Linked DNA regions of Homo sapiens: region 1 is linked to region 2. A link is a contact called in ENCODE Hi-C data. All regions are on one chromosome and are shown on one strand. Each heading gives the region's core, a stretch centred on a gene start or an enhancer-like site at or near the end of the contact. The rest is flanking DNA. Distances are from core to core; before and after follow the strand shown.

Region 1 (4,416 bases), core at 1,168-3,667, 73 kb after region 2:
TTCTGTTCATAAGATATTTTGTGACACCAATCTATTGTGTCACCACAATATTTCAACTAGAGTTGAAATGTTGCATTTCCTGAGGGAGAGTGAATGAGTGCATCATTGGTTGATTCTGTACACATTTATTCTCTCTCAACCTTATTCTTTGGCTTGAGATTGAGCACATATTAGCAGTCTAAACAGCTTCTTTGGAAATCAATGAATTAACTGTTTGGCTATCAGAAACTGAAGCAAGGTGAGCAAGAAGGAGGTGATGAGGGCTCCAGGCCCTCCTAGCCTACCAGGTGGTAAAATACAGCCTTTTAAGACCTGCCCAATTTTGAACATTCTAACTATCCTGAAGGTAGCAAAGTTAAAACTCAAGGAATGTGTCCTCTGCACTCTGCCAGGTCATGAAGGTTCAGCACTGAGAAAAGAATTCCCTAAACCCCATTAGAACTGCTTAGCCAAATCAATTTCTGCTCCTCTGTTTACATATTCCTTCCAGTATATAACCCTGGAGAAACTGGTGTTTTTCATTGTAACATCCAAGTCTCTGAAAAATTTCTATTAAAATGGAGACTATAAAAGGAAGACCGTGTGTTTTGAAGTCATAAGTCAAGCAAAAATAAGGAATTATGATAAGAGAGGCATTATGGGGTGGAGGAAGTCAAATTTGGAAGCAGAAGAAATTTATCATTCTTCTCTTAGTTTCGTCAGTAGAGGGCTCAAAGCCAGTACTACCTTTCTCAAGTACATTTGAGTATCATCTACTTCCTTGACTTTATGCTATTATTTAGTTAGTTTTTTTTTGATGTTCAACTCTATTTTAAAATATTTTTATTCTTTTTATTTGTTGTATAACTTCATTTACATTATGTGGGGCTCTGAAGGCATGCAAATCTGGACAAAAATCCAGGCTTTTCTACTCAAAAGCTACACAATTTTGCACAGTTTATTCATTATTCATTCATTCTTTTCCCTACTCATTAATATATTCTGCCAGTATTTATTGAGTGATAATTAAGTCCTATATCATGTGCAGGTAATGGGGGTTACATTGGTGAATGAAACTCATCAAGGTCTCTATTCTTGGGGTTTATGGATCATTGGGGAGGCAAGCATTAAACATTTATACTAAGGTGTATATAAATATAAACTAAGTTTTCTAGAAAAAAGCAAAATATGATACATCAGTTGGTTCTATGAAAAGATGTATATCCAAAGAGCCGCCTGACCGTATTGAAGTATGGGATTAGTTGACCTCTATGAGCCTCCATTTCCTCATCTATACAGTGGGAATAATAATAGTGACTACACTATTGGTTTGTTGTGAACATTAAATGTGATAATGTAAATAACGTGCTTAGCAGAGTGCCTTGAAAATTGTAGGATCTCATTAATTTAAACATTTATTATTTTGGTTTTGATTATATCCTATCAATGTGATCTTAAAGTGATAATAATGGGAGAATCAATCATTTCTGAGTTGAAGGCACATTTAAGGTTACCTAGCTCAGGGTAAGTGGCCTTCATGTGTTAGGCAAACACTCTCACACACCACAGTGTTTTATGTGTGTGCATTTATTTCTAGGATGATGACCCATGGGTTACATAAAAATCATGTTTGTTTTATTTAAAGTCCATGACCCAAAATGAGTTAAGTCACTATCAAATGCTGTACCAGATAAAAAAAACCAACAGCCATTCATCAATAATATTTTATGAAATTCTTTATAATGATCCTTCTTTTCTCTCTGTCTCTAAAAAAAATTCTGCTTACCTTATGGCTTTTTTATTGGATCTTTTGGTGGATTTAGAGTCTTCTTACTATGAGTGAAAGCTGTTTATTTCTGTACCAAGTTGATGATAATTATCAGGTAATCTTATGAGCTTTGATTGCCTTTAGATTATCAGAGATTTTCCATGTATATAGGCCTATTAAATGGGAAGCATGAAGATTTTGTATCTTCATTTCTATTCCATGTCTCTTGTTACTTTTTCTTCTTTTGTTTTGATAGAGAAGCTCTTCATCATTGTGCAGAACAGGGCTGCGATGGTGTGTATCTTGGCTTTATTCCTGAAATTTACTGGGAATGCTCCTCAAACCATCAGAGTTTTATTACAGCAAGTAACAAAACCCATTTCTGACTCATTATGGGAATGTAAACTCTGCAAGGCATAAATGTTCATGTTTTGTTCCCTCATGTTTGAGTTCACTCTGAATAATAACTGGAACACTGAAGACACTTCATAAAAGCTTGTTGAATAAAAAGGGAAAACAATAGAATACATAGGAAGAGTAAGGATTGAAAGGAAAAAAATAAAGTAGTCTGATAGTGTGTTTATATATCTTGTTTAATTAGTTGAGATATGGGTAACCTAAAACAACATTTGAAGAAAGTTGGGCAAACTGCCCTCTTAGTTATATTAAGGAAGCAGACCTTGGAGATGGCAGAAATTAATGAGTCTGAATGCCAAACTACATTGCACAATCTCAGTAGGCTCTGGACTTTGGAACAGATCATTTACATCTCATTTCACACATACTTTGCTTAATACACTGGAGGCTGTACCCTTGCTATCCACAGACTGTGACTTCAAGGAGAGGAAATTGAGATTTTTTTCAACCGTACCAAGTGGGCCATGTGTTTGTATTGATTTTTCTCGTGCTCCTTAGCGAGTGATCCTGAATATCCTTACAACCCAGATCCACACTCTAGCCCCCACATCCAAATTTCAGAGTGAAGCTGTTGGGTGTCAAGACATTGATCCTGCAGGAAATATCGTATTCTCTTCTTTTTCATAGGTTCTCATGGAAAATGATTTAAGATGTTTAATTTAGATACAATAAATATCTGGATCCCTACAATTGCTGTTGCAGTTTCTTACACCTAAGAAGTGCTCAGACTATTGAGTGGGTACCTGTGTTTCATCTTTGTTTCTGGCTTTTAGGTTTATAGAACTGTGGTATCTGAAAGGAGATAATGAAAGTGGGGATGGACATAAAGATGGTTTATGGAGGGATAGAAATTAAGCTTTGTGATCCAAACAGATATTTAAAAATGAAACTTGTAGAGCAGTTTCATGTTATTAGGAAATAATACCTTGTATACATAGCCATGCCAAAAAATGACACAAAATCAGTTCTGTTTATATACATACTTCTCTATTGAATTATTACAGAGTAATATTTACCTATCAGATAAGATGCCCTAAAGACTAACAAACTTTAGTATATAACATTGAGATACACCATTAAGAGGCCCTTCAAAGGAAATGTCATAGATTCCACCCCCGCAACAGTCCACTTAAACTAATCTTCTGGCTTTCCCTGCTACACTGGAAGGCAAGGATATAAAAACAGAAACATCTGCATTCAAGTCATTCAAATATTAAGCCAAGGAAATATATAAAAATTGATCCATACCACCCTGGGGTATATGAAATCTATCTAAAGTTATTTTAATTAACGTTAATGTTTACTTTTTTACGTAGAACTATAATTTTCCTTGTCCCTCTTCAGCTTCGTGGAGTTTACCTTTTTAACCTAAGTATATTTAAAATTCTCACTAGGTAGAAACAAGCCATCTAAGTCATCTGGACCCTACTCTAAGGGTAAAATGAAATTTTAATGACATTTTAGGCCAAAAATAAATAATACATGTATTTATTTCTTTATTTAGGAGACAGAGTCCCACTCTCTTGGCCAGGCTGGAGTGCAGTGGCGCAATTTTGGCTCACCACAACCTCCACCTCCCGGGTTCAAGCGATTCTCGTGCCTCAGCCTCCTGAGTAGCTGGGACAGTAGGCACACGCCACTGTGCCTGGCTAATTTTTACATTTTTAGTAGAGACAGGGTTTCGCCATGTCAGCCAGGCTGGTCTCAAACTCCTGACCTCTGGTGACCTGCCCACCTTGACCCCCCAAAGTGCTGGGATTACAGGCATGAGGTACTGCACCTGGCCGAATAATACATTTGTATCAATTTTTGGAGTAATATAAATTAAATATTTGGATAATTGAAAAAACATCCACCAACATTTGGAATCTTTTAATTGTTGAAGTTTGTGCCAATGCTGTCCAATAGAAATATAATCCAATAATACATACAAATTAGTATTTTCTAGTAGCCATATTTTAAAAAGGTAAAAATAAATAGGTGAAATTAAGTTTATAATATATTTTATTTAACCCAATGTATCCCAAATATCATCTCAACATATAATCAAATAACATTATGAATGAGATACTTTACATTCTTTTTTTCATACTAAGTCTTCAAAATCTTGGATGTCTTCTACATTTAGAGCACCTTAAGTTGATCAAGACACGTTTCAGTTGTTCAACAGCCACACGGGGCTGGTGGCTATCAAGTCGAATACAGCAGGTGTACACACAGTCACAAATCAGTTTAGCTCTACCTGGCTACAG
Region 2 (4,200 bases), core at 54-2,553:
GGGCCAGAAGTTGCATTGCAAAGGGTCTTGAAAACTGTACTAAGGAGTTTGTTACTTTATGCTGAAAATCTGAAGAGCATCCGCATGTGTGAGATGTGATTGTGGTGGCATTGGAAGGTTTAGAAGTTCACTCAGGTGACTGTAAGGAGGGGTGAAGGGCAAGAGTTGGGTGAGATTCAAGGAAAACGAAGAACTTTCAGGGCTTCAACTGAGGTCCTCTCTTCCTAGGCTGTGGATGCCATGTAGACACAATGCACATATTCCATGGCCATTAACCCCTGATGCCTGATATTTTAGGGAACTTACTGGGTTATCTCAAAGGTTTAACAAATTATTGAGGTAAAATATTATTTTCATGTAGATATAGAAATATACAAATTTACAAAATCAGACAAAGAACAGCATCATGAACTAGCAAAGTAAAAATTAAGATTCCAAAGAATGAAATTGGAGAGCACTGTTTTAAAAACAATGTTAGAATGTGATGGAATAGCAAGAGTTCATATGAAATTTTCTAATCTCACCCAGAGAAGAGTGAAGATTTTTTGTGGCCATGTACAAAAATGCTGTGGCTTCCATCTAGCCATATTGCCTAGGTACATTTCTTATAAAGAACAATCAAGTTTTGTTCACTTTCGTAGCAGACAGAACATTAAGATAGCATCTATGCATTTACAGTGTCACTTCTATGAAAGTTAAAAAAGAAGAAATGCATTCAGTTATGCCAAAGCTTCTGAACAAAACTATGAAATAATCTAAGATAAAACTATAAATGGAGCAGAGCCTATGTGGGCAAGTAAGTTTTCCTGTCCTTCCCTACAGTCATTTGCTTGTTTTCTTGTTTGTTTCCTTTTATCTTTTTCCTGTTTTGCAGATGTTTCATATTGAATTATGCTGGGGTAGAATATTTTTCAAATATTCATGATACTGCTCCATTCCTATATCTTTGTGTTGTATAATGCTATACCCTCAGATGGAAGGGAAAAGCCAATCAGTAATCTACCTTTTTTTCCCTTTAGATCCATATCATGACTACGTTCAGCAAACATCTGGATTTTCGGCCGGCATTTTTCTGAGTATGCATTCAAAATAAGCAGAAATTGTGTTAGGCCAAAATGCTGGCAGATTTATTGCCTCTTTGAAAGTGGCCTTTCTCTTCTATCTGTACTTATTCTCCATTTGTGGAAAAAGGGAACTTTAGTGTTTCTTAGCCAAGGGTGTCATTTCCCCCCTTTCGATTTAATGATGAAAGGAGCCAGTTTCCTGGAGGGGTGGCTGTGGTCCCGCTGCCTGCCCAGTGTTTATGGGAAATCTGGGGAATGTCTCTAGAACTTGGCAGCACTCCTCCAGCTCCTGAGCCAAAACACTTCTGTAATTTTTAGTGTGTCTGCATTGTCTGATGAGCCAAGGAATCCCTGGCATTTCCTCACTCATGTGTTGCCCCATTAACTAGACTCTTAATAATCCTCTGCAGCCTCCAAGGAATCTGCAGAGTACTAATGGCCTACGTTGCCTTCAACTCTTCATCCTCCAAAGTGCTCTGCTTCTCTGAAAGGAGGCTGTCCTAGGCATCCTCTAATTATGGCCAACAAGGGTCATGGACCAGCATAATTTCATCTCTTCCATACTCATTAACATTAGGAAGCTAGTATAATGAAGGGTAGATTTTCAAAACTAACTATAATGACTCTCACAATTGGTGATGATTTTCAAATGGGACTGTAGAACAGCTTGGTTCATGAGTTAAATCTGCAATGTATGTAGGAATAGACAAAACATACTCTGGACCCAGCATTAAAGAGCTAGCTTTTTAAAAATAATAGTAATTTTTACTTATGATTTGAATGAATTCTTTATTTTTCCTAAAACTGGAAAGAACAAAGCTGTGAAGATCTGAACTAAAATATTCCTGGCTCCAATTTAGATATGCCCTACTTTAGCTTCTCTTGATTACCTGCAATGGTCTACCTGTGTCACAGGGTTTCTCTAGGTGAATGGGGAAAAAAAATGAGAAAGAAAATATTGCCTTGAACCACAATGCTGCTTCTAAGCAATGCGTATGTCTTTTGGCCCTATCACCTTGTTTGATAAGAGAGCAATGAGATACTGCATGATAAACCTGTACTCCTGCTATTTGTGGCAGAGTGGGTTTCTGTCACTTGCAACCCAGACTACTTGAAAAAATATAGTTGAGCCCAAACTACTTGAAAATATGGTTGAAAGCTTCTTCAGGGCCTTTTGTTCCACTTTTTATGGTTTCTGAGTTATACCCTATCCAAGTGCCATTTAGCCTACATCATTCCACTCTCTTTTTTCTCTCTTCCCTTATCCCTCTCGCATGAGATCTCTGCATTCTCTGAGCCCCATTATAAGTCTCATCTACCCTTCCATACTTTCCTTTCCTCATCACATCAGCCTTGTTCCACATCTCATCCCCTCAGGTGTGCTGTGTCTATTCCACTTTGAAGCATCTGTCACATATAATTAGTTATTCTTTGTATATATCAAGGTTATTAAGTAGGATCAAAATGATACATATATCCTTTATGAACAAGTTCTAGAGGTCAAGAATAAAATAGTAAAGAGAAAAATCTTTTTAAAAAAGATAGATTCAAATATACCTGGGAAATGTAGATGAACTATGCGGTCATTCTCCAGAAATCTAATTGAGAATTGAGAAGAGCTTTGAGAGACAACTTCTTCTACAGGAAGAATGATAAAATGAGCCAGATCCAGTAAATAAGTTTTCATTGTCAAAAGGAAAAGACAAACTTCCCTCTTCCAAGGCCAGCATCCACTGGACTCATAGGTGAAATCCCACAGGGAACAGGCAGGCAGACCATACATAAGAAAGGATCTCAGTCTGATAGGCTAAGCTACATAGTGGCAACAGATAGACTCTCAATGGACTAATGGAATGCATGAATATTTCTCACCCATGTAAAGTCTTCTGTGGTTCTAGGAGACTTCCCAGGGCATTTATCCTCCCTGTATTGTTCTGCAATCTGGGCCGTCTCAATCTTATGGCACTTGTGTTTCAATACATTTTTTTTTTTTTTGGGATGGAGTCTCGCTTTGTCACCCAAGCTGGAATGCAGTGGCGCAGTCTTGGCTTACTGCAACCTCTGCCTCCCGGGTTTAAGTGATTCTCCTGCCTCAGCCTCCCTGAGTAGCTGGGACTGCAGGCATGTGCTACCACACCTGGCTAATATTTGTATTTTTAGTAGAGACAGGGTTTCACCATGTTGGCCAGGCTGTTCTTGAATTCCTGACCTCAAGTCATCCGCCAGCCTCAGCCTCCCAAAGTGTTAGGATTACAGGCATAAGCCACTGCACCCGGCCTCAACACATTCTTCTTTCACCACTGTACAGCTTTGGAAAGAGAGTGGTAGATTCACATACACTACTCACAAATGCTTTTACCTGTAAGAAATGTCCATGATTTCTCCTCCTCTATCATTAACCAATAACAAAGTCATAGCAAATTTTCCTTTCAAGGAGCTTGTTTATGAAAATAAAGGAGAGCTGAATATTGATGAATCTGAGTCCTGTCTCCCTCAAGCTCTGTTTAACTGAAACCTTTGGTAGCATTTAGGACACTAGGAGCAGTGCTTTGGAACTTTTTAACAGCGGGCAATAAATGATGAGCGATGCCCTGTCCCTTACTTTGCCACAGATGTCTGAACAGCTCTGACACCACATGCGGTGTCTTGGCAGCAATGCAAAGGAGGGGCTTCCAGGGTCAGTAGAAAACATGCTACTTGGCAGTGTCTTGGCAGTGCTACTGTGGCCAGAGGATCCCAGAAGAAGAGAGCAGTTCCTCAAAAGGAAGGGAGGCAATCAGTAGACTCATATGAGAGAAGTAGGTGGACAACCTTTGGGGACATACTGCAAGAGCCATGTGGGAAAGTGTCCCTGGGGCTTGGTAGGGTCGAGTGATATTATTCCATTTATTCCTGCAGACTGTAGCTTGGTGAAATTCCAGTTACCTCAAGGAGACTGTGGATTTGTCATTTGTGACTGATGTTCTTGACATTCTCTTGGCCTTTTTGATAAGCAGAAAACTTCTCCCAATATGTTGGTTTAAAATGCCAAATGCTGACTTACCCAACCTTCCCTGCAGTTAGAGGATGAACAAGTGACTTAATCCTGACCATTGGGATGGATGATGACATTATCTGAGGGAACTTCATAGAGATA

Evidence for each region. A loop is a pair of places that touch in the nucleus more often than their neighbours do. Pooled maps may share reads with other maps.
Region 1: a map of endothelial cell of umbilical vein shows a loop between it and region 2 (2.6-fold over the local background). The contact joins two enhancer-like sites. A Hi-C loop is called at or near these places in 4 of 168 maps with a recorded cell type or tissue (endothelial cell of umbilical vein, esophagus muscularis mucosa, prostate gland and 1 more) and 5 of 50 pooled maps.

Annotation. Positions count from the first base shown.
Region 1 is chr3:7,380,379-7,384,794 of GRCh38, forward strand. All of the region lies in intron 4 of GRM7 (glutamate metabotropic receptor 7), which reads left to right. Among named protein-coding and RNA genes, the nearest start is that of GRM7-AS1, 150 kb to the right of the region's middle. Within about 2 kb of position 2,418, at least 2 of the 41 ENCODE cell types and tissues checked have a DNase peak (open chromatin) inside an H3K27ac peak, as active enhancers do; they include endothelial cell of umbilical vein, where a contact is called at or near this core.
Region 2 is chr3:7,308,553-7,312,752 of GRCh38, forward strand. All of the region lies in intron 4 of GRM7 (glutamate metabotropic receptor 7), which reads left to right. Among named protein-coding and RNA genes, the nearest start is that of GRM7-AS1, 220 kb to the right of the region's middle. Within about 2 kb of position 1,304, at least 5 of the 41 ENCODE cell types and tissues checked have a DNase peak (open chromatin) inside an H3K27ac peak, as active enhancers do; they include endothelial cell of umbilical vein, where a contact is called at or near this core.